Linked DNA regions of Homo sapiens: regions 1, 2, 3 and 4 are each linked to region 5. A link is a contact called in ENCODE Hi-C or POLR2A ChIA-PET data. All regions are on one chromosome and are shown on one strand. Each heading gives the region's core, a stretch centred on a gene start or an enhancer-like site at or near the end of the contact. The rest is flanking DNA. Distances are from core to core; before and after follow the strand shown. Region 1 holds the start of CLPX (caseinolytic mitochondrial matrix peptidase chaperone subunit X). Region 2 overlaps HERC1 (HECT and RLD domain containing E3 ubiquitin protein ligase family member 1). Region 3 holds the start of PARP16 (poly(ADP-ribose) polymerase family member 16). Region 4 has its middle 28 kb from the start of ANKDD1A. Region 5 holds the start of CSNK1G1 (casein kinase 1 gamma 1).

Region 1 (4,715 bases), core at 352-2,851, 830 kb after region 5:
TCATCCACCCACTGGAAACTGTATTATTCTTTGTCTACTCCACTAGATTTAAACATGAGGGTGAGGACTTATTCACCACTCTACCTCCAGCACTAAAAGAAGGCCTGACACACAGTGGACCCTTGACAAATATTAATATATATCAGATAAATGGATTAAAATATGTCACTTTAAAGTGTTTGCAAATCGAATTCCTGGAATCGGGACATCTACTGGTTGAGGCTTAACATCGATTTAGGATTAAATTTACTCCCTTACATTTATATATCATTTTACAAAATGCTTCTGCCCACGTTACCTCATTCAATCCTTCCTTCTGTAGTAAAGAAACTGGAAGATATATTTAGTAAACAATAAGGATTTTATAATTGGCTTAGAAGTTAGATAAAAGGGGCCTTTTTAAAAATCCATCCAAGGGTCATAAACCGATAAGCCAAAATAAAACGAATTTGTCTAGAAGTCAGTCATTATAACAGGATCTAGCCTCGTGGTCTGACTTCCACAGATTTGAGGAAGAGAAAAAAAGTTTATTTTCCAGACTCTCTTGGCTGGGGCGCCATTCTTTCACAGCTTCAGATAAACAGAAAGAAAAGGTAAACAACATGCGCCACTCTTAGGAAACTACCTCCCGGTCAAGTTGGGAAAGCCAGCAAAGGACTGCTGAAACACCCAAGTACTTCCGAACCAACTCCTGCGGGACTTCTCCCCATCTCTCCCGCCGCTGTCCTGCGGGCCCCGGGGCTTGCCTGACGCCGGGAAGTATTGTGAACCTTGTTTATGTCCCAGTGTCAGGGCCGCACAGTGATAGTAACATCTCGGGTATCGCGCGGCTTGCGTCCGGGACGGCCAGCTGGGTGCCCCGAGTCCTGGGGGACCCTAGTAGGGACAGATCCTCAGCCGAGCCCCTCCTGGAGCCCCCAACGGGCCCGAGGGGGATCCCGGCCAGGCTGCGGAAGAAGAGCCGCAGCCATGGCAGGCGGCGGTCCCCGGCAGGGCTGAGTGGGATCTGGAGACATTTTTTAATAACAGGAGCATTTTGTGCCTTTCAGGGTTTCTACAAAGTGGCCGCATTCCGGCCCCAAAGTCAGCAGGCCTGAAAGCGTGCAGGCAGGCGCGTGGGAAGGAGTTTACTTCCAATTTGAGCAACGGCTGCTCCAGAGGTTGGCAGAGCCCCATTCCACGGGGAAAGTGGTGGGTGCCGGGCGAAGCGCCGCGCATTCCCTCACACTCCCCGGGTGCAGCAGGCCTCGTGCCCTCCCCGGGGCCCCCAACCATTGGCCAGTCCACCCCCCCCCCGACAGGCTGAGGGCTCAGGAGTGGCACTATTTCGTTACCTCTCTGCGCGGAGGCGAGTGAGGAGGTGATGAGCCGGACGGCCGCCGCGCCGCAAGTACAAGCACCGCAGCTGGGCATCTCCGCGAGGCCTAGGCCGGGGCTTCGCCCCCTGAGGACCTCCGGGTCACAGCGGCGTGAATCCTGCCCGCAAGGCGCGCTGACTCGGTTCCGAACCCTTTCGCGGGCCCTAGACCCCGTGGAGAGTTCACCTGCCCGGCAGCCAGGCCTTCACGCTTCTCTGCCCCACAGCCGTCTATTCACCAGAGTAGACACCCAACCCCCCCCTCCCTTCCCCTCCTTCTCCTTCTACCCCCACCCCCAGCCTACTGGGCCCGGGGAGCTTGCGCGCGCCTGCGCCCTAGGCCCGGGGAGGGGGCGGAGGGCGTGGGCACGCGCCGTGTTTGCGAGCTGGTGAAGCTACGTGAGGCGAAGGCGAGGGGGTGGTGCCCTGGGCGCCAATGAGTTCCCTACGGCAAGCGTCTAGCCCCAACTGGGGCGACTACAGGTCCCGACGCTCAAGGTTGCCAAAAGCCCTTTTATCCTAAAGTTGAAAGGTTTTGCGATAGACGCGGAGAGATGCATGCCGGGACTTGTAGTCCCGAGTCGTCATAGTCGAGCTCTTCCGGTCACTTTTAGTGGGCGGCAGGGAAGGTCAAGGTGAGGCTGGTGGCTTAACCCTCCAGGGGGAAGTCTCTAAAGTGCCTTGGTAGGCGCTGGATGCTTCAGATTCACTAAATTTCTTCCCCCGGAATTCCACATCCTGTGTTCCTTATCTTCTCATTCTCCTTAGTTTCATCACTTGTAACATGGAGTTGGTATTGTCAGTTAGTTCCCTGAGCAGCAATTGTTAGTTGGTAACAGCTCCGTCTCCTTGTTCTTTCAGGCCTCGTGGTGATAAAGCTTCTAGCTGTTGCTAGTCCGTGGGTGCTTTAAAGTCTTGAGGGTTTTCTTTTCTTTCTTTCTTTTTTTTAATTTAGTAAAGATGAGGTCTCCCTATGTTGCCCAGGCTGGTCTCAAACTCCTGGGCTCAAGTGATCCTCTCGCCTCGCCCTCCCAAAGTGCTGGGATTACAGGCGTGAGCCACCGCACCCGGCCGTGATTAAGGATGGCACTGCATAGATAACCTCTGGTCAGGTTCCTATCAGGCCATCCTCTCAAGTTATGAATTCAAAAGCACAGAGCCGGCTGGGCGTGGTGGCTCACACCTGTAATCCCAGCACTTTGGGAGGCCGAGGCAGGTGGATCACGAGGTCAGGAGTTTGCGACCAGCCTGACCCACATGGTGAAACCCCATCTCTACTAAAAATACAAAAATTAGGTAGGTGTGGTGGCGTACTCCTGTAATCCCAGCTACTCAGGAGGCTGAGGTGGGAGAATTGCTTGAACCCAGGAGGCGAAGGTTGCAGTGAGCCGATATCGTGCCATTGCACTCCAGCCTGGGCGACAGAGCGAGACTCCGTCTCAAAAAAAAAAAAAAAAAACCCAGAGCCATCTGAGATTATCCCTGTGAGAAAATGGATCCTTCACCAGGAAAGTGATGGCAAATACTTGTGGTCACATCAGCCCTTCCACATCACACCTACTTTCAGCTGTTTTCTGACAGATTAATGACGCTTTAAAAAGAAAGTCAAGTGCAGTTTTCCAGCTCAAATAGTTTACACTGGAGGAGTTAACTCCTTGAGTTATTTACTTTTTGCGAACTACATAGCTGAAGGCACATAACTTTTTTTTTGAGACAGAGTCTCCATCTGTCACCCAGGCTGAAGTGCAGTGGCACCATCTCAGCTCACTGCAACCTCTGCCTCCTGGGTTCAAGTGATTCTCCTGCCTCAGCCTCCTGAGTAGCTGGGATTACAGGCATGCGTCACCATGCCCGGTTAATTTTTGTATTTTTAGTAGAGGCAGAGTTTCACTATGTTGGCCGTGTTAGTTTCAAACCCCTGACCTCAAGTGATCCGCCTGCCTCAGCCTCCCAAAGTGCTGGGATTACAGGCATGAGCCATTGCACCCAGTCAGGCACATAACTTTTTATGTCTTCATTTTATGTAAAACTTTTTCTTTTGTCTTTTTTTTTTTTTTTTTTTTGAGATGGAGTCTCACTCTGTGGCCAGGCTGGAGCGCAGTGGTGCGATCCTGGCTCACTGTAACCTCTGGCTCCTCGGTTCAAGCGATTCTCCTACCTCAGCCTCCTGAGTAGCTGGGACTACAGGCGCACACCACCACGCCCAGCTAGTTTTTGTATTTTTAGTAGAGACGGGGTTTCACCATGTTGGCCAGGATGGTTTTGATCTATTGACCTCATGATCCGCCTGCCTTGGCCTCCCAAAGTGTTGGGATTACAGGTGTGAGCCACCATGCAGGCCCTCTTTTTCTTTTATACTTGATTTTACCTCCCAGCATTATGAGTTGCTATAAGAAATATTTTAATAAATTAGAGTCCATGAGTCTTAACTCACTCAATATTAACCCTGATTTTTTTAGATGAGGAAACAGGCCTATTGAAAAGGCAGATACTTGACCAGGGTCACATAACAAGTGAAAAACAGAGAATAGAGCTGGAGTCTTCTGGCTTTAAAACTGTATTTCTCAAGCTTTTCTTTTTTAACCCAAGACTCTTTTCGATAAACATAAAAATCTCACTTCTCGGCCAGGCGCAGTTTCTCACGCCTGTAATCCCAGCACTTTGGGAGGCCAAGGCAGGTGGATCACCTGAGGTCAGGAGTTCCAGACTGGCCTGGCCAACATGGTGAAACCCCGTCTCTACTAAAAATACAAAAATTAGCCGGGTGTGGTGGCGCACGCCTGTGATCCCAGCTACTCGGGAGGCTAAGGCAGGAGAATCGCTTGAACCTGGGAGGCAGAGGTTGCAGTGAGCTGAGATCGTGACAATGCACTCCAGCCTGGGTGACAAAGCAAGTCTCCATCTCAACAACAACAACAAAAAATCTCGCTTCTCCTCTCCTCCACCAGAAATTCTGGCACATCTTCTCAGAGAGTCATCATTCTTTTGGGAATCTTTGTATCCTCTGAATAAAGACTTTTTTTTTCATGGCCAAACCCTGCTCCTTCATATCAGCAGACATTGATTATCCCTGGAAGGATATAAATATAAATATTGAGGAACTCAGTATTTTAAAAGATAAGGACCTGCATCTGTAGGTGGTGCGAACTCAAGATAATATTAACACATCGTATTGAACTTTATAACTTACAAAGGGTTTTCACATCCACTTTCTCATTTGATTATTACAACAACCAAATGATATATTGTTATTATCAGCATTCCAGTTTTGAAGCTGAGAAAATCAAGACACAGAGAGTTTAAGTGACTTGCCCAAGGTCACAGCAGAACCCAGACTTAAATCCAAATCACCATATGG
Region 2 (4,714 bases), core at 626-3,125, 690 kb before region 5:
CTGCCTTCATGTTTCAGCTCTCATGTGAAAAACAAGTGTCCTTTTCATAGTCTATTTAGTGCTACATTCTTCGCATTTTTATGCTTTTGGTCGGTGATTTCCCTGATTAAAATGGCCCCAAGCATAGTGCTAAAGTGCTGTCTAGTGTTTCTAAGCACAAGGATGCTGTAATGTGCCTTATGAAGAAAATACATATGTTAGATAAGCTTCATTCATGATGAGCTATAGTGTTGGTGGCCATAAGCTCAATGTTAGTGAATAAACAGTATGTATTAAATGTGGTATCTTTAAACAGAAAGATGCACAAAACAAGATTATACAGCATACTGATCAGATGATGGAAATGTAACTAGAAGTTCACAGGAACTTAACCCTGTATTTCTCCTAGGAGCAATGGTTCAGTATTTGCTAATTCAGTGTTCATAATAACCTTTTAGAACATAACTATTGCTAATAATGAGAATCAACTATTATTCCATGTATTCAGTAAGTTAGAGGAAAGATTGAGCATGTGAAATAAACACGGAAGATGAGATTAAAAAAAAACAAATCAAATGTCTACTGATGAAAACTATAGTGTCTGAATAGAAAAATACACTGGACATTAACAGAACATTAGACACTGCAGAAGAAAAGATGAATGAATTAGAAGATATAGCTATAAAAACTATCCAAAACAAATAATAATTTATTATGGAGCTTATGTGTAAAAGTGAAATGTATGAAAACAAAAGTATAAATGATGAGAAAAGGAAAATAAAATCATCCTGTTGTAAAATTATTACTTTAACTACATATGAAGTGGTACAATATCACCTTAAGGTAGACTCTGATAATTAAAGACATATACTATAAACCAGAAGGTAATCTCTAAAAATATAAAACGAAGTACAGTTGACTCTTGAACAACATGGGTTTGTACTGCTCGGGTCCACTTACATGTGGATTTTCTTCTGCCTCTGCCACTCCTGGGAGAGCAAGACTAGTCCCTCCTTTTCCTAGCCTACTCAACGGGAATATGACTATAATGAAGACTTTTATGATGATCCACTTCCACTTAATGAATAGTAAATATATCTTCTCATCTTTATGGAGTCAAAAGTTATATACAGATTTTCAACTGTTCAGGGGGTTGGTGCTGCAATCCCTGCAATGTTCAAGGGTCAACTGTATAGCTAATAAGCCAACAAAGGAGGTAAAATGGAATAATAAAACTTATTTAATTCAAAGAAAGTTAATTAATTCAAAAGAGAACAAAAAACAGGTGGAACAAAATAGAAAGAAGGTGGATTTAAAACCAACCATATCAATGATCACATTAAATGTAAAAGGCATACACACCCCAATTAAAAGGTAGAGAATATCAGATTGGATTAAAAAAAGCAAGATTCCCTTGAGGTCAGGAGTTTGAGACCAGCCTGGGCAACATGGTACGACCCTGTCTCTACAAAAAATTACAGAAATTAGCTGGGTGTGGTGGCATGCACCTGTAGTCCCAGCTACTTGGGAAGCTGAGGTGGGAGAACTGCTTGAGCCCAAGAGGTTGAGGCTACAGTGACCCAAGGTCACTCCAGCCCGGGTGACAGAGCAAGAGGCTGTCTCTAAAAACAAACAAACAAACAAACAAAGCAAGACCTAACTACTACAACATGCTGCCTTTACCCATTTTAAATATAGAGACACAAATGGATGAAAAGTAAAATGATGAGTAAAGACAAACCATCCTAACAATTTTTAAAAAGCAGGAGTGGCTATAACATCAGAGAAAGCAGATTTCAGGGCAAAAAAATATCACCAAGGATAAAGGCATTTCATAATAACAGAAGGTCTATTCATTAAAAGAACGTAAGAATCCTAAATGTTTATGAACCTAAAGACAGAGCTTTAAAATATATGAAACAGAAACTGAAAACAGGAAATAGAAAAATCCACTATTATCGTCACAGATTTCAACAACACTCTCTCAATAATAGACAGAACAAGTAGACAAAAAAACCAGAAAGGATAAAGAAGACTTGGACAACAGTATCAACCAATTTGAGCCTGCTAAACAATTTATAGAACACTCAACAACAGCACAATACACGTATTTTCCAAGTGCACTTGGAATATTTACCAAAACAGATGATATTCTAGGCTGTAAGACAAGTCTCAATAAATTTAAAGTGATTCAAATTATACAAGATATGTTCTCTGACAATAATAAAATTAGAAAGCAGTAACAAAACGATATCTAGAAAATCCCCCAAATATTTGAAAACTAAATAACATACTTCCAAATAGTCCAGAGGGCAAAGAAGACATCAAAGGCAAATTAGAAAGTACTTTAAATGAAAATGAAAACACAGCATTTCAAAATGTGTGGGTTGCAGCTAAAGCAGTACTTAAAGGGAAACTTACAACACTAAAAATGGCTATATTGGGAAAAATGAAGAGCTGATATGACTAATGTACAGCACATTATTTCTCTCCGAAATGGCCATAATTCAATCCACAGCTTCAACATGAAGATCATAGCTCAGTTTAATGGGGCAGTTCCCCTTCATTAAAATCACTGTTTTACCTTCTGTGAAGACAAAACACAATGCCCACATAATAAAGTCCCACACATCTGGAATGCCAACTTTGGATATCATAGTGCATATCAGCACACGCACCTGTGCGGTTAGCTGGCCTTGCTGACTGGGAATCAGGAGAAGTTAAACTTTGCCTCCTTCCTACTTCATCAGAAGGAGAGGTTGGTAACGAAGATATTGGAGGAGTCTGTGCCCGACGTGTGGGAAGTACAGTGGTAGTTGGGTAACTAGAGAACATTTGCCTTTAAGAAAATAACAGTGGTTAGCATAAAAATCCAATTTACGAAATAATACATACATCACAATCTTCTTATAGAAGAATATGCAACCTGGAAGACTAAACAGGTTAGTTATAGTTTAATGGAGGGTGGGGAGAAAGACTCCTTAGTTTTAAAAATGATTATCTCATGCAGCACTTTCAGTATAAATGTAATAAAACCTTATGATTCTTTCAGCAAAATGCCAGCAACAAAGCAGGTTGGGGGAATACAGCCATTAGCAAAATAGATGAAAAATGCCTGCCTTCACAGAGCTTTCCTTCAACTATAATACCAAGATAAGAGGGGTAATTTGGTATGTACAGTTACAGTGCAAAGAAGGCTTTTAAAGATAGGTAACTTGCAGTTACTTTTAAATATTAATATAAACTCACTAGCTAGTCATGAAATTATTCACATGGATTGAAAGTAATGGTTTACAGGCAAGTTATGGAAAGAAAAGGTAACTGTCTAGTCACCTAGCACAACTGCAAAACAGTACATGAATGATATGTCAGCGGCACAGTCGGGGAAAGGTACGGGGAGGCAGCCCCTTCTCCGATGAGAATGTGGAGCATGGTCAGGGAAAGGTATTGGAGGGAGAACCCCTCTTCAGTTGAGAAATGTGGACAGCAGTCAGAGTATAAAGTCCATAAAGATCCACACTGACTGCTCTTCAGATTTGTCCAAAAGAACTAGGAACTTTCTAAGTATCAAAAATGTACTGTCTACCAAGTCAGTAATACAATGGTATACACACAGGAAGGAGTAGTTCTCTGGTTTTTCCTCTACTAAATGATGTTCGCCCAGTAAGAGCCAAGTGCAACTCTAATGAAGTCCCAGCCAATAGCAGGAAAATGAAGACAGAAGAAATGAGGAGTCATAAGTCCTGGTGAATGCCTATGGGAGCAAGGGGGCATGATTCTACCACTGAATCCCATGCCCACACTAATCAGAGCTGAAAAGGTTACAAGGAGTCACAGTGCTACTGATCTTGTGTGGACGCCTTGAATTCTGTAATTGCCAGAGGGATTAAAAACCATATTAGAATGTCGTATCAGGCAAGCATCGTGGCTCACACCTGTAATACCAGCATACTTTGGGAGGCTGAGGCCACAGGATCACTTGAGGCCAAGAGTTCAAGACAAGCCTGGACAACAAAGCAAGATCCTGTCTCTACAAAAAAATTTCAAAAAATTAGCGAGGGGCCAGGTGCGGTGGCTCACATCTGTAATCTCTGCACTTTGGGAGGCTAAGGTGGGCAGATCCCCTGAGGTTGGGAGTTCGAGACCAGCCTGACCAGCATGGAGAAACCCTGTCTCTACTAAAAATACAAAAAGTTAGCCGGGAGTGGTAGCACATGCCTGTAATCCCAACTACTCAGGAGGCTGAGGCAGGAGAATCGCTTGAACTCAGGAGGCTGAGGTTACGGTGAGCCCAGATCGCACCACTGCACTCCAGCCTGGGCAACAAGAGTGAAACTTTGTCTCAAAAAAAAAAAAAAAAAAATTAGCTGGGTGTGGTGGTACACTTGTAGTCCCAGCTACTCAGGAGACTGAGGCAGGAGGATGGCTTGAATCTAGAAGACTTTGAGGCTGCAATGAACTATGACTGTGCTGCTGTAATCCAGTCTCAGTGACAGAGTAAGCAGCTGTCTCTTAAAAAAAAAAAAAAGTGAGAGAGAAAAAAAGAATAACCTATTATTCCTCTATCTTCCTTATTCTTTGAACAGACGCACCTCCTGAAACTATTATTCCAGTAAGAGAGCTAACATGTAGGAGATATGTGGGGTCTGAAAATGGTACTAGGATTGTACTCCTGCACAAGACCACAGCAGTAATTCTCAAAGTGTACGCTGAAGCCACTGTATCAGAATCACTA
Region 3 (5,218 bases), core at 1,390-3,889, 930 kb after region 5:
CCTTTTTTATACATTGCTAGCTTTAAGATCCTAATACCTTGAAGATAATTTTTGCATTCATACTCATGACATTGGCCTATAATTTTCTTTCCTCTTTTTTTTTTTTTTTTTTTTTTTTTGAGACAGTCTTGCTCTGTTGCCCAGGCTGGAGTGCAGTGGGGCGATCTCGGCTCACTGCTACCTCTGCCTCCCAGGTCCCAGTTCAAGCAATTCTCCTGCCTCAGCCTCCTGAGTAGCTGGGATTACCAGCATGCACCACCATAATGGTGAGACAGGGTTTTACCATATTGTCCAGGCTGGTCTTGAACTCCTGACCTCGTGATCCACCCGCCTCAGCCTCCCAAAGTGCTGGGATTACAGGTGTGAGCCACCGCACTCGGCCTATAATTTTCTTTTTTTGTATCACCCTTATCAGATTTAGGGTCAAGGTTATGCTAGCCTCTTTTTTAATACTCTGTGTAAAACTGGGAATTACTTATTCCCTCAGTGATTGCTACAACTCACCAATGACACCAGCTACGTCCAGAGTTTTCTTTGAGGGAAAATCCTTGACTACTAATCCAACGTCTTTTTTTTTTTTTTTTTTTTTTTTGAGAGAGAGACTTGCTGTGTTGCCCAGGCTGGAGGGCAGTGGTGTGATTACAGCTCATTGCAGCCTCGACCTCTTGGACTCAAGCCATCCTCCCGCCTCAGCCTCCCAAGTAGCTGGGACTACAGGCGTGCATCACCACACTCAGCTAATTTAAAGAAATCTTTTTTGCCTAGGCTGGTCTCAAACGATCCTCTTGCCTTGCCTTCCCAAAGTCCTTGGGATTACAGGCATGAGCCACTCAGCCTTTTTCTTCTTTTTCTACAATAGTCTAGAAAAGTTCGCCCAATAACCTGGCACCCTCCAGGTTTTTTTTTTTTTTTTAATGGAGTTTCATTCTTGTTGCCCAGGCTGGACTGCAATGGCGCAATCTCGGCTCACCACAACGTCCGCCTCCCGGGTTCAAGCGATTCTCCTGTCTCAGCTTCCAGAGTAGCTGGGATTACAGGCATGCGCCACCACGCCCGGCTAACTTTTTGTATTTTTAATAGAGACGGGATTTCTCCATGTTGGTCAGGTTGGTCTTGAACTCCCAACCTCAGGTAATCTGCCCGCCTTGGCCTCCCAAAGTGCTGGGATTACAAGCATGAGCCACCGAGCCTGGCCCCTCCAAGTTTTTAACAGTGAAGAATGTTACTTGTGCAAGTCAGAATCTGATACCAATTAAATGGTGACAGCTTTGCTGGTAAACAAGAATATGCTCTTCCATGGCAAGGAAGGGAGACTGCCACACTTGACAGGTCCCAAAGATACATGGAGTTCAGTGTCTTTAATGAATATCAGCTATTGGCGATTTCAATTTTCTGCTTTTTATTGAATCGATTTTGGTAAGTTATATTTTTCTAGGCAATTCCAAACATTTGGATTATAAGGATAACTGATATCTTGAATGCTGACCCAGAGGTGAACTCTGCAAAAAAAGTGCCTGGTGAATCAGAGAAATAACAGCTTACATATGTACTGGATGTTACAGTTTATAAAAGTACTGCCCATAGATCACCTCATCTGAAGACCAATGTCTGGGCGGCTTTGGTGACTTTTTGGTGTCTAATTATTTGCAAAAGGATGGATAACTTTCTAGCTAAGCAAAACAGCTGATTCACATCAACCCTATTCCTGGCCAGGCTAGAAAATCTGTGGAGGACTATGCAACTATTCCTCACTTCAGTCCTCGGAGTCATTTGTCATTGACAGGAGAGAAGCAGCCACCAAGTGCCTTGGGAGTGAGCGTTGACATGAGGGTGTTAGCAGTGTTCTTAGCTCATGGAAACCTTCCCCAAGGCAAGGCAAGACCAAGCTGGGAATGGAAAGTCTGGCGGCTGTCATGTTTACTAATGCGGATGGAACTGCCTCTACCTGTGGTTCCACAGGGCACTTGGTCCAGGACGCAGTGGGCAGCGCCAGGACAAAGCACACTCACCAGGGCTTCAAAGTCCTTACAGTCGCCGCGGGCGTAGGACGCGGGGAAGGGCCGCAGCACCGAGTCGCGCTTGTAGCTCTGCAGGGCCGAGGCGAAGAGGCTGCACCGGAGGTCGGCGGCCAGCATGTCGCGGCCCGCCGCCTCCCTGGCGGCCGCCCAGCCTGAGGGCTGCATCCCAGGTCACTGCGCGTTGCCGGGGTAGACGCGCTGGTTAGGGGCAAGGGCGAGCGTGCGTTCAGCGCGGGGGCTGGGCCCGCGGACAATGGGCCGTCAGGGGCCGGGTTCCCAAGCCTGGGGTGGAGCTAGGCAGGGGGCTGAGATGACAGGGGTGAGAACGTGCCGACAAGTGTCCTCTGCCGGGGTCTGGGCCGCGGCTCGCCGCCGAAGAGAGAGACCGAGGCCTGGACCGCGGGTCGGCGGGGAGGTTGGGCCCAGGGATAAAGGAACTGGGGCTGGTGGGGGGGAGGGGTTCCCGGCCTAGGGGAAGGGCTATGACAATGGAATGACAACCGCGGGAACGTGCTGACACGTGTCCTCCGCGGAGGCCTGGGGCGGGAAGCAGCCCCCGGGGGACGGCGGGCAGAGCCCACTCTCCGCGACGGGCGAGGCTGCTGCGCCGCGCGCGCCTTCCTGCCCCGCCTCCCGCCGCGCCGCCGAAGTCCCGCCTCTCGCCAAGCTGCCCGCGGCGCCACCTGTCTTCCGCCTGCAGCTCACGTCCGCTTGCCTTGCCCGGCCTACCTCCCCTCCCGCCGCCGCGCTCCGCCCGGCCCAGCCGAGGGCCCGCCCCTTCGCGCCCCAGCCAGCTCCACCGTACGGGTTGTGCCCGCCCCTCCCAGACCCCGATCACCCGCAGCTACGAGAGTTGCCGCCGCCAGTGTGTGCCGGGCGACGTCGCCCACGCCCCTGCCAGCCATCCTCACAGCAGCAGCAGCCCTGGTAGAAATTGATGTGGGCACCCTCTCGACCCGCCCCTGTACTTGTCTTTGTCCCAGCTCTGCGGACTGAGCCTACCTCTCTTCCTTGGGGTATTAATGCTACCTATTGTCTCTCTTGAATCTTTTCCCTCCAAAACTGCACAGAAGGAGCCATTTAACACCCAGGGAAACTGAGGCTTAGAGTGCTGCAATGCTTGCCCAAGATCCCACAGCCAGATGGGTAAATCTAGGATTCACACCGAGATCTTTGGAAAACCAAAAGACTTTTCCTCTGCTTTTCAGCCTCCAGAATTCTCTGAATTGCTTAAGTCTCTGGCCTCAAATGCCCCAAGATCCTCCTTGGGAGACCTCTCTGACAGGGAGCTTGGGGGAGAGCAGAGGGGCATTGACTTAACTCTGCTGGAGGGTAAGGACTAGACTCCCATCCCCTCTCCCTACTCAGAACCTTCATTAGAGAAAACCCCAAAGTGTGACCTCATGGTCACATGCAAATCTAAACACAGACCATTGTGCTTAAACCAACACACCGCACACACTCCTACCCTGCAGGATCTTCTGAGGAAGAAACTTCTCCTTCTGCATCCAGGCTGTGCTGGGCCCTGGACTCAGAGGAGAGGTGGTCCCATGCCATTGGATTGCATCTATGACTTCGGGAGGTAGGGCGAAGACTGGTCCCCCAGACACCACAGAGCTTCCCATCTTCTTTTGCCAGGTAAAGGTTGGGGGCTGCTCCCAGGAGCCCACATCAAATCTGTTTGCTCTGAGGCCTAGAACCACAAGGCCCCTAGTGCTTCAAAAGCCATGGGGGTTCTCATAGGACCCAGGAACTCTAAGGTGGCTTCTGAAGCTCAGACCCCAGGAAGGGAGAGCTTGGAGTGGGTCAGGAGACCAGGGAACCATCTCTCATTCCACCTCTTCTTCATTGCAGGCCCTTAGACAAAAGCCACCCTCTGATACCTCCTTGGCCTCAAGAATTGTTTGTTGGGTGGATATATAAAATTTGCTTATCTGAAGATATTTGTCACATATGATATGAGAATCATAGTGATAATATTCACATCACAGGGTGGTGTGGAAGGGCCTCTGATGGCCAGCATTCTCATGACTTAGCTCATGCAGAATATTAGAATTCTTTTTAATTCTTGTCAATTCCATAGACACAAAGTTGAATTTCATTATAGTTTTAATTTGCATTTACTTGATAGTGAAACTGAATGTTCTTATGTTTACTTTATTCTTCTAGATTTTATCAGAATTTGCTAAGGTGGTCTCAGAACCACATTTCTTGTGGAGGGGTTTCAGCCCTGCTTATATAAATTTGATATAATCCACAGACCATACAATTCACCCATTTAAAGTGTACAATTTAATAGTTTTTAGTACATTCACAGATATGTGAAACTGTCACAATCAATTTTAGAATATTTTTATCACCTCAGAAAGGAACTCTCTACACCTAGTCTATCAATGCTCTACCCACCCTACCATGTCGCCCACTCCTAAGCAATCACCAACATGTTTGTTTTTTGTTTAAGAGACTGGGCCTCACTGTTACCTCGGCTAGAGCACAGTGGCTATTCACAAGCATGATCATAGCACATTGCAGCCTAGAACTTCTGGCCTCAAATGATCCTCCCGGCTCAGCCTCCAGAGTACCTCAGACTACAGGCTCACACCACCACACCTGGCTTAGAGAACACATTTTGTTTACTCCTGTCCTTTTAAATTCATTGAGGTTTGTCTATTGCCTAGCATATGGCCTATCCTGGAGAATGTTTCATGTGAATGTATATATTCTGCTGCTGTTAGGTCAAGTGTTCTATGGATGTCTGTTAGGTCTAGTTGATTTATATTGTTTTCAAATCTTAGATTTCCTTGTTGATCTTCTGTTTATTCTATTCATTATTGAAAGTGGGGACCAGGCACGTGGCTCACACCTGTAATCCCAGCACTTTGGGAGGCCGAAGTGGGCAAATCACCTGAGGTCAGGAGTTCGAGACCAGCCTGGCCACTATGGTTAAACCCTGTCTCTAATAAAGATACAAAAATTAGCCAGGCATAGTGGCACGTGCCTGTAGCCCCAGCTACTCGGGAGGTTGAAGCCCGAGAACTGTTTGAACCTGGGAGGCGGAGGTTGCAGTGAGTTGAGATCATGCCACTACACTCCAGCTTGGGTGACAGAGTAAGATTTCATCTCCCAAAAAAAAAAAAAAAAAAAAAAAAAAAATCACTGACAGGAAAGATATCCACCTGAACAGGTTTTTAATGCCGATG
Region 4 (5,029 bases), core at 1,225-3,724, 530 kb after region 5:
ACTTTGGGAGGCCGAGGCAGGTGGGTCACCTGAGGTCAGGAGTTTGAGACCAGCCTGGCCAACATGGTGAAACCCTGTCTTTACTAAAAATACAAAAATTAGCCGGGCATGGTGGTGTGCACCTGTAATCCCAGCTACTCAGGAGGCTGAGGCAGGAGAATAGCTTGAACCCGGGAGGGAGAGGTTGCAGTAGGCTGAGATCGTGCCATTGCACTCCAGCCTGGGTGAGAAGAGCAAAAATCTGTCTCAAAAAAAAAAAAGTTAAACACTTTGACAGTACAAAGGGGACAAAGGATATGGACCATGAGCTCTCTTTTGCTCAGTTTTTGGGAGTAAAAATTGGCACAACTACTTTAGAAAACAATTTGACATGTTCATGTCAAGCTGAACGTATATCTAACTAGAGTGGTTGAGTGACTTGCCCAAGGTTATAGCTAGTGCATTTCAGAGCTGGGATTTGAACCAAACTGACTGGCACCAAAGAAGGGCAAAGGACACTGATGAAACACTCCCAGACACTGGGGCAACGGCTGGCCAGGGCTGGAATATTCTGTGACCCCCACAGGGGAAAACTAAGTGAAATATCTGAAAACATCACAAACATAGACACACTATCACAGCCTCACAGGCAGAAAGGGAACTTACCAGGCATCTGGCCCTGACACAGCATGAGCTCTGGAATGATGATTGCGGGTACACTGCCCTCCCTCCCTTCGTTTAGCCACTGTGCAGAGTGAACACCCACAGGTCTCAGCATGTGACTCTCTTCTGCAAGAGTCAGCCCAGTGGGGAGACAGACACTCCGGAAACCTAGATATGTGCTGGGCTGGGTGGCAGTGCCACAGCTGGGCACTTTACTCCCCAACATAAATGTAGGCATTTCTGTGTCTTGTGAGCCCATGAATCCTCATAAGACCCTGTTGAGTTGGGAATTACTGCAGAGCTGTAACAGACAGAAAACCTAGGCCCACAGACAGCCAGTGACCTCCCATGGGCACACAGTTTGGGTGTGGCAGAGCGCGGTATGGAATCCAAGCCTTCTGGTGCTAAACCCTGCAGGATTCTGGCAGGTCACACTCCAGGCTCCCAAGCCAAGCAAGCGTTTGAAAATGCCTTCCCATGTCCAGTCGCGGTGGCTCACACCTGTAATCCCAGCACTTTGGGAGGCCAAGATGGGTGGATCACTTGAGGTCAGGAGTTGGAGAACAGCCTGGCCAACATGGTGAAACCCCGTCTCTACTAAAAGTACAAAAAAAATGAGCTGGGCGTGGTGGCACGTGACTGTGATCCCAGCTACTCAGGAGGCTGAGGCATGAGAATTGCTTGAACCCAGGAGGCAGAGGTTGCAGTGAGCCGAGATCATGCCACTGCACTCCAGCCTAGGTGACAGAGTGAGACCCTATCTCAAAAAAAAAAAACAAAAAAAAAACGAAAATGCCCCTCTGTGAGCCACAGGCTCTGCCCCTGCAGTGGGCTATCTACCTGTCCTAGCTTGCTTTCTTCCTCAGAAACAGATGTTTCATCCTCCTACCATTCTCTTGACTGACTCCACAATTGTGGCTAAGACAAACTGGGTGAATCACATCTAAAGCAGAAGCAAGTCTGCATGAACCCCAACACTTCCCCAGTCAATTTCCTGTGTTAGGTTCAGAGGGGTCATTTCAAACTCTCAGCATGTTCAAGACGAGACTGCCTATAAGGCCACGTCTTGGGACATGGTTTAGGGGAGGAGGTAGGAATATGTGGCAGGGCCCTCTGGCTATACGGATCTCCCTATCTGCTGGAAACTCCACCACTAAAACCATTCCTTTGTATCATTTCCCCAGAGGGATCTTGATAATTGTGAAACGCCAAACAACTTGCCAGCCATGAGTCCCAAATCACAGCTATGAAAGTGCTTTACAGTTTATAAAGTGATTTCACAGCGAAAAATGGGTTTGCTCCTCATAACAACTATGAAAGTTAGGGCAGCAATTTAAATGTGTCCATGGAATAGATGAGGACACTGAGTGAGGCCCTGAGAGGCAGAGGAATTCCTCTGCCAATCAGAGCCCACACTTGAATACAGGTCTTTCTACTCCACATTGCATGTACCCCTGATAACTGGGAGTTGCCTTGGGAGCAGATGCTGATGGGACACAAAACAGGCAGATTTTGATAAGAAGGCAGATGATGAGGTGGAAAGGCTCTGAAGAAAGAGGTGGATGGCAGAGCTTGGCTAGAGGGGAGCAGGACTCCCCAGGGAATCGAGGATCTGGGCAGGGGAAAGGGTAGCCTGGAAGCAGGGAGAGGTGGAGGATGAGCTCTGGGAGCCAGAACCTGAATTCTGTTCCGGCCCTGTTCTGAAGCCTGAGGGGCTGGAGTGGACTTCTCCTCTAGGATCTGTCTGCCCTGTCTGCTCTGAGGACCTGCCAGCTCTCCTGGGAGGCGCTCAGGGCATCTTGTGAGCCTGTCAGCACTGACCTTGTCACGCGGCTCATGACTGCTCCTCATCCGACCTCAGATGAGTCAAGAGGGGAAGCAGGCGCAAAGGGCTTCCAGGGGATTCCCGGGATGCAGGCAGCTTGGGGCCCTAGGGGAAAGAGCCTGGGGCTCTTCAAGGCTGGGCTATGAAGCCACCCTCCTCCCAGGGTTGAGGGGCAGTCAAAATATCCCCAAACCTAATGTGATTTCTCACCTGCCAAGTGGCAGCAGTGTGGCATCGGGGCATAAAAGCTGCTAACAGTGGGGAAAGGCCTGGCCCAGTGCCAAGCAGGCTGTGGGCGTCCCTAGAAGAATGAGCAGCGCAACTACAGCAGGAGTCCCAGGCCCTGGGCAGAGAGACACCCCTTTATCGAGACCTACTACCTGCCAGGCACTTTATTTATTGGTAAATTTAATCAGATTTTGAAAACCACAAAATCTGGATACATTTGCATTGTGGTATTTGTTGTAATTGTTGGATATAATTACATATACATGCTATAAAATATAAGATAGAACTAGAACAAGAGTTCTTAATCTGGCATCTAAGGGAACCCGAAAGATCAAAGGATAGAGTTCAAGGAGTCTAAAAATTTGGAAGAGAAAAAATATATATCTTTATTTTCACTAATTTCTACCTGAATTTTAGCATTCTCTTCAACGATGAATGTAGGCAACAAACCACAGCAGTATTAGCAGGACTCGTGATGATGTCACTAGCAATTACAAATATTTTCAAATCATATAACGGTTTTTGAAGATATTTCAAAATATGGTTTATACTCATCACTATTTCAAAATTACAGCAGTTATTGGACCTATTATTAGCTCTTGATCTTCAGGCATTAATTAGGAAGCACTATCTAGTACTATGTCGAAAAATTTTTTTTAATTGTTTGATGACTACATTTTAATACAACTGGTTTTCTTTGTAAGCCTATGCTAGTTTATTTTGTGCATTTCAGAACATTATTCTGAGAAGGGGTCTGCAAGTTTTTACCAGATGACAAAGGAGGCCATGGCACACACAAAAGAGGTTAAGAACCCCTGATCTAGGTCTTCCCTGCAGTATTTTAGGATATATCCACATTTTAAAAATGTGGATTTTGGCCGGGTGCGGTGGCTCACTCCTATAATCCCAGCACTTTGGGAGGCCAAAGCAGGTGGATCACTTTAGCCCAGGAGTTTCAGACCAGCCTGGGCAACATGGCAAAACCTCATCTCTCCAAAAATTATAAAAAATTAGCCAGGCATAGTGGCATGCACTTGTAGTCCCAGCTACTCAGGGGACTGGGGTTAGAGGATTGCCTTGAGCCCAGGAGGTTGAGGCTGCAGTGGGCCATGATTGTGCCACTGCACTCCAGTCTGCTGGGTGACATGAGACCCTGCCTCAAAAACAAAAAAATAACAAAAAAAAGCCGGGCACAGTGGCTCGTGCCTGTAATCCCAGCACTTTGGGAGGCTGAGGCGGGTGGATCACCTGAGGTCGGGAGTTCGAGACCAGCCTGGCCAACATTGTGAAACCCCATTTCTACTAAAAATACAAAAATTAGCCGAGCATTGTGGTGCATGCGCCTGTAGTCCCGGCTACTCGGGAGGCTGAGGCAGGAGAATTGCTTGAACAGGGGAGGTGGAGGTTGCAGTGAGCCAAGATTGCGCCACTGGACTCCAGCCTGGGTGTGACAGAGCAAGGCTCTGTCTCAAAAAAAAAAAAAAAAAAAAAAGATTTTGATTTTTTAAAGACAATTTTCCAGTCACATCAGAAAGTTGAGTGCTGATCTGATTATTTCACTTAATTGCATAAAATTCAACTCTGTGACATCCCTGGACAGTGAGCAACCCACAGCTCCTCAGTTGAAAAGTCTTCCCCCAGAAAAGGCATATACATTGTTTAACTTAAAAGCTGCATGTTGGCCGGGCGTGGTGCCTCACGACTGTAATCCCAGCACTTTGGGAGGGCGAGGCGGGTGGATCGCGAGGTCAGGAGTTTGAGACCAGCCTGGCCAACATGGTGAAACCCCGCCTCTACTAAAAATACAAAAATTAGCTGGGCATGGTGGCAGGTGCCTGTAATCCCAGCTACTGGGGAGGCTGAGACAGGAGAATCGCTTGAACCCTGGAGGTGGAGGTTGCAGTGAGCTGAGATTGTGCCATTGCACTCTAGCCTGGGGGACAAGAGTGAGACTTTGTCTCAAAAAAAAAAAATGCATGTTTTTCTTCATACTTATGTCTAATCATCATAATTAGACAATGTCGTAAGAAGAATAGTTAAAGGACTATTCTGGCCAAGGGCCTTTTGGCCAGAAAAAAGGCTGGCGGTAGAGGGCTGGGGGAGAGGACACAAGACAGCTATCTTGTTCTTATGAAGGGCGGCCCTTACATTCCTGTGTGCAGATCTGGAAGCCCGACAAGGACTCATGGTTTGAAATCAGGACTCCAGGCCAGGCGCGGTGGCTCACGCCTGTAATCCCAGCACTTTGGGAGGCCGAGGCAGGCGGATCACGAGGTCAGGAGATCAAGACCATCCTGGCTAACACAGTGAAACCCCATCTCTACTAAAAAATAC
Region 5 (4,576 bases), core at 1,886-4,385:
GAGATTATGCTGCTGCACTCCAGCCTAGGTGACAGAGCAAGAATCTGTCTTTAAAAAAAAAGAAAAGAAAATTTCTCACAAATTTACACAAAACTTATGAACTTCTCAAAAAAGGTCAAACTGAATTGCAAACTTTGTATTCTCACAAACATCTATTATTACAGGAAGTTATTTGATTTTTGTCCTCTGAGTATAAATTACATTTGAAAATAACTAACTATAAGTCACCTCAAAAAGCAAACTACGTTAGCTGAAAATCTGACATATAATAGGTGACACATAACTATATTATTTTAAATCCACAAAACAAATGAGTATAAAGACTTTGGCCGGGTACGGTGGCTCATGCCTGTAATCCCAGCACTTTGGGAGGCTGAGGCGGGTGGATCACGAGGTCAGGAGATAGACACCATCCTGGCTAACATGATGACACTTCGTCTCTACTAAAAATACAAAAAAATTAGCTGGATGTGGTGGCATGTGCCTGTAATCCCAGCTACTCAGGAGGCTGAGGCAGGAGAATTGCTTGAACCTGGGAGGTGGAGGTTTCAGTGAGCCGAGATCGTGCCACCACACTCCAGCCTGGGTGACAGAGTGAGACTCCATTTCAAAAAAAAAAAAAAAAAAGAAAGAAAAAGACTTCATGGGCTGGGTGAGGTGGCTCACACCTGTAATCTCAACACTTTGGGAGGGCGACGCAGGAGGTTTGCTTGAACCCAGGAGTTTGAGGCTGCAGTGAGTATAATTGCCCCAGTGCATTCATTCTGGCCTAAGTGACAGAGAAAGACCTTGTCACTAAAAATAAATAAAAAACAGACTTCATGTTTCTTGGATTTATTTCTATATCGTAATAAGGAATGATTTAAAGGCAGAAATGTATTCGATTTTGTTTTCTGAATATTATATAAGTTTTTCTAGTAGCATAAATCTAACTGAGATGAGAGGTGCTGCTGATGCTGCTGATTTTTATCTTAAAATTACAAGTAGGCCGGGCACGGTGGCTCACACCTGTAATCCCAGCACTTTGGGAGACCAAGGCGGATGGATTACAAGGTCAGGAGTTCAAGACCAACCTGACCAACATGGTAAAACCCTCTCTCTACTAAAAATACAAAAAATTAGCTGGGTGTAGTGGCAGGCGCCTGTGATCCCAGCTACTCAGGAGGCTGAGGCAGGAGAATCGCTTGAATCCTGGAGGTAGAGGTTGCACTGAGCCGAGATCGTGCCACTGCACTCCAGCCTGGGTGATAGAGCAAGACTCTGTCTCAAACAAACAAACAAACAAACAAAAAACAAGTACCTTCTATTTTACACCCCAATTTTAATTCTCTTTAAAGAGACATGTGATGTTAAGATTTACATACATTACTTTTTCATGTATTTCGTGTTAATCCATACTATAAACACCAATATGGTGTAGCTGAGAAAAATCTATAAAATATATTTTGCTCATTTCAATAAATGGGCCATATTCTACTTTATTATTTTGAATTTTAAGAAACTACTGATAACTGAATTTCATGCTACCTACGATCAATTTCGAGAAGACACTGAAAGTCCTATTGTATGCATTTTTTTTTCAAAATTATCCGGTTGCTTTCCTATCTCAAACCTCGTTTCACAAAACTGGGCTGCCTTGACTGTGTATGATTAATGGTAATAATTTATCTTCTAATTCAAAGGTGGTTCCGTTTAAAATGGGATGTTACTTATAATACAGGTAAGAATTTTAACTCATACTACTTATGAAGAAACAAAAGCTCTGGTAGGTTCCATGACTTGCCCAAGGTCAGTAACTAGCAACTGGCATAGTCTAGGTTCAACCCAAGATTTATCTGCCTGAAAGTCAATACTTCCACTTGACCGCAATTATCTCCTTAAAAGATTAAGACACAGGCTCAACAGCAGAACATTCATTCTCTCTCTGAAAATTCACATATCTGTTCTGAGACATCACTACACAGCACCTAGTATTCAGTCACTGATTGAAACAAAAATGAAGAGGATCTTTCTACTTCATTTAAATTAGGACAGGTTTACTGGCAGGTAAGAAAGAGGCTGCAAAAGCCTTGCCTCAACATGTCTTGCCTAGACCTGTGATACATCTATATGGTTTCCCCAGTCCATTCTTTTTAAATAAACACGTACATCTACTACACAAGACTACACCTGGACTAGCCTATTGTTAAATGCTTTTCAGAATTCCACTTTTCTAAGGTAATTTATACCGGAATTAATATCGAGCTGGGAGACTTGGTTGAATATGTCATTCAGGCACTTTCCAAACATCTTAAGTGTCATTTAGGGGCAACAAACCCAGTTCCACTCTCTTTTACATTGTGATGCCTGCCCACTTGGGGGACATTGCTCCTGTAGGACGTGGGGGCGAGGAAACAGTAAAGGAAGAAGTGGGGGAAGCGTACGGAAGTTGGGTAGAGGAAAGTCTCATTACCCACTCTTGTGCCCTAAGCTCCGCCAAGGGCGGCTCCCCGCGGTACCCAGTCGACTCAGAACCCCCACAACCTTCGAAGTCCAGCTCTGTCCCAGCGGGGTGGGTAGGGAAAGAGGGCAATGGAAGCACGGGATAGCCCCAGTCACCCTGACGAGATCTGTGCCCTCCTTTTGGCTCCCGGGGGATGCTCCCCCTTTCAGAGTAAGCCCTCCAGGTGGCAAACTCCCGGTCCACACCGGCTAGAGTCAGTTTCTCGGAAGGGGCGCCTCCTCCGCCTACCTCTACCCCGCTAACCGAAACTCTCCACCCGCTGTGTCCCTCAGCCCCTCCATTCCGCCCCCGCAACCCTCCACAGACACAAACGCCAGCCTGCGCCCCACCCGGGATCACGGCGTCCCCCACCCACGCCCAGGAAAGGGCCCCCCACCAACCCCCTCAGACACACACACACCCCCTCAGACTTCAGCCTACAGAACCCCGACGAAGCCGGGCAGATACCTGGTCCAGCAGTGCTGCAAGGCGCAAATGAGGCGGGCGCGGTCCCCTCCCCGAGGCGCCAAGTGCTTCTCTACCCACCCGCAGCGGTGGTTTCTCTCTTTCCCAGGAGCGGGAGGGAGGGGAGAAGGCGGACGGGAGGGGGAAGGCGAGGAGCCGAGGGGCGGCTGGAGCCGAACCGGAACCACTAGCGCGGCCCCGCCCTCGTCCCGGAGTCGCAGAGTACCCTGGCGGGCCTAATAGGACAAACTTTGGGCAGGCAGCGTTAAACTGACACCATCACTTCCGGGTTATCCCCACGGCTGCCCCCTCCTTAGCAACCGCGTGGGGTTGCTAAGCGGAAGTGCCTTCAAAGCAACCCACCCCCATTTCTTCTGGGACTACCAGAAGATATATCGGGAGCACTGAGCTCTGCTTTGGCAACACGCTCTTACCTTCTGCTCAAGATCTTAGACCAAGTACACGCTTCGCTGCCAGAGGCACGAAACCCATCCCGCTTTTCCCTTCAACTGTACTCCTCCACCAAGCCCCCGTCTCTATATACTCCTGCTCCCTCCCACCCTTAATCCCGTGGCTGACCCAGTGGCTGTTCCTAAGGCTCCAGGCTCCTCTCTCAGGTCCCTCGAGGGAATTATTTTCTGACGGTTTAGCAAGCATCTCCCTCTTGTGGATTTTTAATTGTGTTTCAACCAGATTTTTAAAATTTCTTTCAATGTTGTGAAAGGTTTTTCATGCACTTAGTTCTCCTGTGACAGCCCATGAAGCCGAATGGTTAGAAAAATGTTGTCTTCACCTACATTTTGTAAGAGCTGCACATGTTTGTGTAAGGTCTGGAATTAACCTAGCCAAATGGAATAGGCAAAAAAGATTCAATGTAACTCGACAGTTATTTTAATCCTTAAAACAGAGAGCAGGGCACATGTTCTCAGGACCTCTTGAGACTGCGCCTCGGGGGCGGGGTGGTGGTGGAAAAAAGACAGAAAACAAAGAAAAAGGCTAAAGGGAGCCCATAATCAAATTTGGGAAGGAAGAAGACTGTCTAATCCTCCACTCAAAACTCAAAATATGCCGGGTGCGGTGGCTCACACCTGTAATCCCAACACTTTGGGAAGCCGAGACTGGCGGATCACGAGGTCAGGAGATGGAGACCATCCTGGCCAACATGGTGAAACTCCGTCTCTACTAAAAATACAAAAATTGGCCGGGCGCGGTGGCTCGCGCCTGTAGTCCTCCTGTAAGCACTTTGGGAGGCCGAGGCGGGCAGATCACGAGGTCAGGAGATGGAGACCATCCTGGCCAACATGGTGAAACCCCGTCTCTACTAAAATACAAAAAATTGGCTGGGGGTGGTGGCACGTGCCTGTAGTCCCAGTTACACGGGAGGCTGAAGCAGGGGAATTGCTTGAACCCGGGAGGCGGAGATTGCAGTGAGCCGAGATCGTGCCATTGCACTCCAATGGCACTCCAGCCTGATGACAGAGCGAGACTCCGTCTCAAAAATAATAATAAATAAATAAACAAACAAACAAAAATTAGCTGGGCGTGGTGGCGTGTGCCTGTAGTCCCAGCTACTCGGGAGACTGAGGCAGGAGAATCGCGGGAACCCGGGAGGCGGAGGTTGCAGTGAGC

What was found. A loop is a pair of places that touch in the nucleus more often than their neighbours do. ChIA-PET counts read pairs that join two places held with the same protein, here RNA polymerase II (POLR2A). Pooled maps may share reads with other maps.
Region 1: a loop to region 5 is called in a map of CD8-positive, alpha-beta T cell, with 17 times the contacts of the local background. The contact joins the promoter of CLPX here to the promoter of CSNK1G1 in region 5. A Hi-C loop is called at or near these places in 1 of 168 maps with a recorded cell type or tissue (CD8-positive, alpha-beta T cell) and 6 of 50 pooled maps. POLR2A ChIA-PET finds 5 or more read pairs at or near these places in 1 of 52 experiments (CD4-positive, alpha-beta T cell).
Region 2: a map with no recorded cell type shows a loop between it and region 5 (8-fold over the local background). The contact joins the enhancer-like site here to the promoter of CSNK1G1 in region 5. A Hi-C loop is called at or near these places in 1 of 37 single-sample maps with no recorded cell type. POLR2A ChIA-PET finds 5 or more read pairs at or near these places in 1 of 52 experiments (T-cell).
Region 3: a pooled map shows a loop between it and region 5 (8-fold over the local background). The contact joins the promoter of PARP16 here to the promoter of CSNK1G1 in region 5. A Hi-C loop is called at or near these places in 4 of 50 pooled maps. POLR2A ChIA-PET finds 5 or more read pairs at or near these places in 2 of 52 experiments (activated CD4-positive, alpha-beta T cell and activated T-cell).
Region 4: a loop to region 5 is called in a pooled map, with 5 times the contacts of the local background. The contact joins the enhancer-like site here to the promoter of CSNK1G1 in region 5. A Hi-C loop is called at or near these places in 1 of 168 maps with a recorded cell type or tissue (naive thymus-derived CD4-positive, alpha-beta T cell) and 7 of 50 pooled maps. POLR2A ChIA-PET finds 5 or more read pairs at or near these places in 2 of 52 experiments (T-cell and activated CD8-positive, alpha-beta memory T cell).

The regions. Positions count from the first base shown.
Region 1 is chr15:65,183,741-65,188,455 of GRCh38, forward strand. CLPX (caseinolytic mitochondrial matrix peptidase chaperone subunit X) reads right to left here and starts at 1,602. Exons shown (of 14, transcript NM_006660.5): 1 at 1,335-1,602. The coding sequence starts at 1,413. RefSeq lists an enhancer at 1,235-2,119 and a silencer at 1,541-1,850.
Region 2 is chr15:63,666,881-63,671,594 of GRCh38, forward strand. HERC1 (HECT and RLD domain containing E3 ubiquitin protein ligase family member 1) reads right to left here. Exons shown (of 78, transcript NM_003922.4): 40 at 2,658-2,818. Among named protein-coding and RNA genes, the nearest start is that of USP3-AS1, 68 kb to the left of the region's middle. Within about 2 kb of position 1,876, at least 4 of the 41 ENCODE cell types and tissues checked have a DNase peak (open chromatin) inside an H3K27ac peak, as active enhancers do.
Region 3 is chr15:65,284,244-65,289,461 of GRCh38, forward strand. It overlaps PARP16 (poly(ADP-ribose) polymerase family member 16), which reads right to left and starts at 2,640. Exons shown (of 6, transcript NM_001316943.2): 1 at 2,010-2,640. The coding sequence starts at 2,183. It overlaps SNORA24B (small nucleolar RNA, H/ACA box 24B), which reads right to left and starts at 1,348; the gene lies at 1,218-1,348. RefSeq lists a silencer at 2,325-2,884 and an enhancer at 3,035-3,084.
Region 4 is chr15:64,881,682-64,886,710 of GRCh38, forward strand. No RefSeq gene overlaps it. Among named protein-coding and RNA genes, the nearest start is that of ANKDD1A, 28 kb to the right of the region's middle. RefSeq lists an enhancer at 2,377-2,596. Within about 2 kb of position 2,475, at least 28 of the 41 ENCODE cell types and tissues checked have a DNase peak (open chromatin) inside an H3K27ac peak, as active enhancers do.
Region 5 is chr15:64,353,038-64,357,613 of GRCh38, forward strand. CSNK1G1 (casein kinase 1 gamma 1) reads right to left here and starts at 3,136. Exons shown (of 12, transcript NM_022048.5): 1 at 2,951-3,136. RefSeq lists silencers at 2,402-2,461, 2,852-2,911, 3,022-3,071.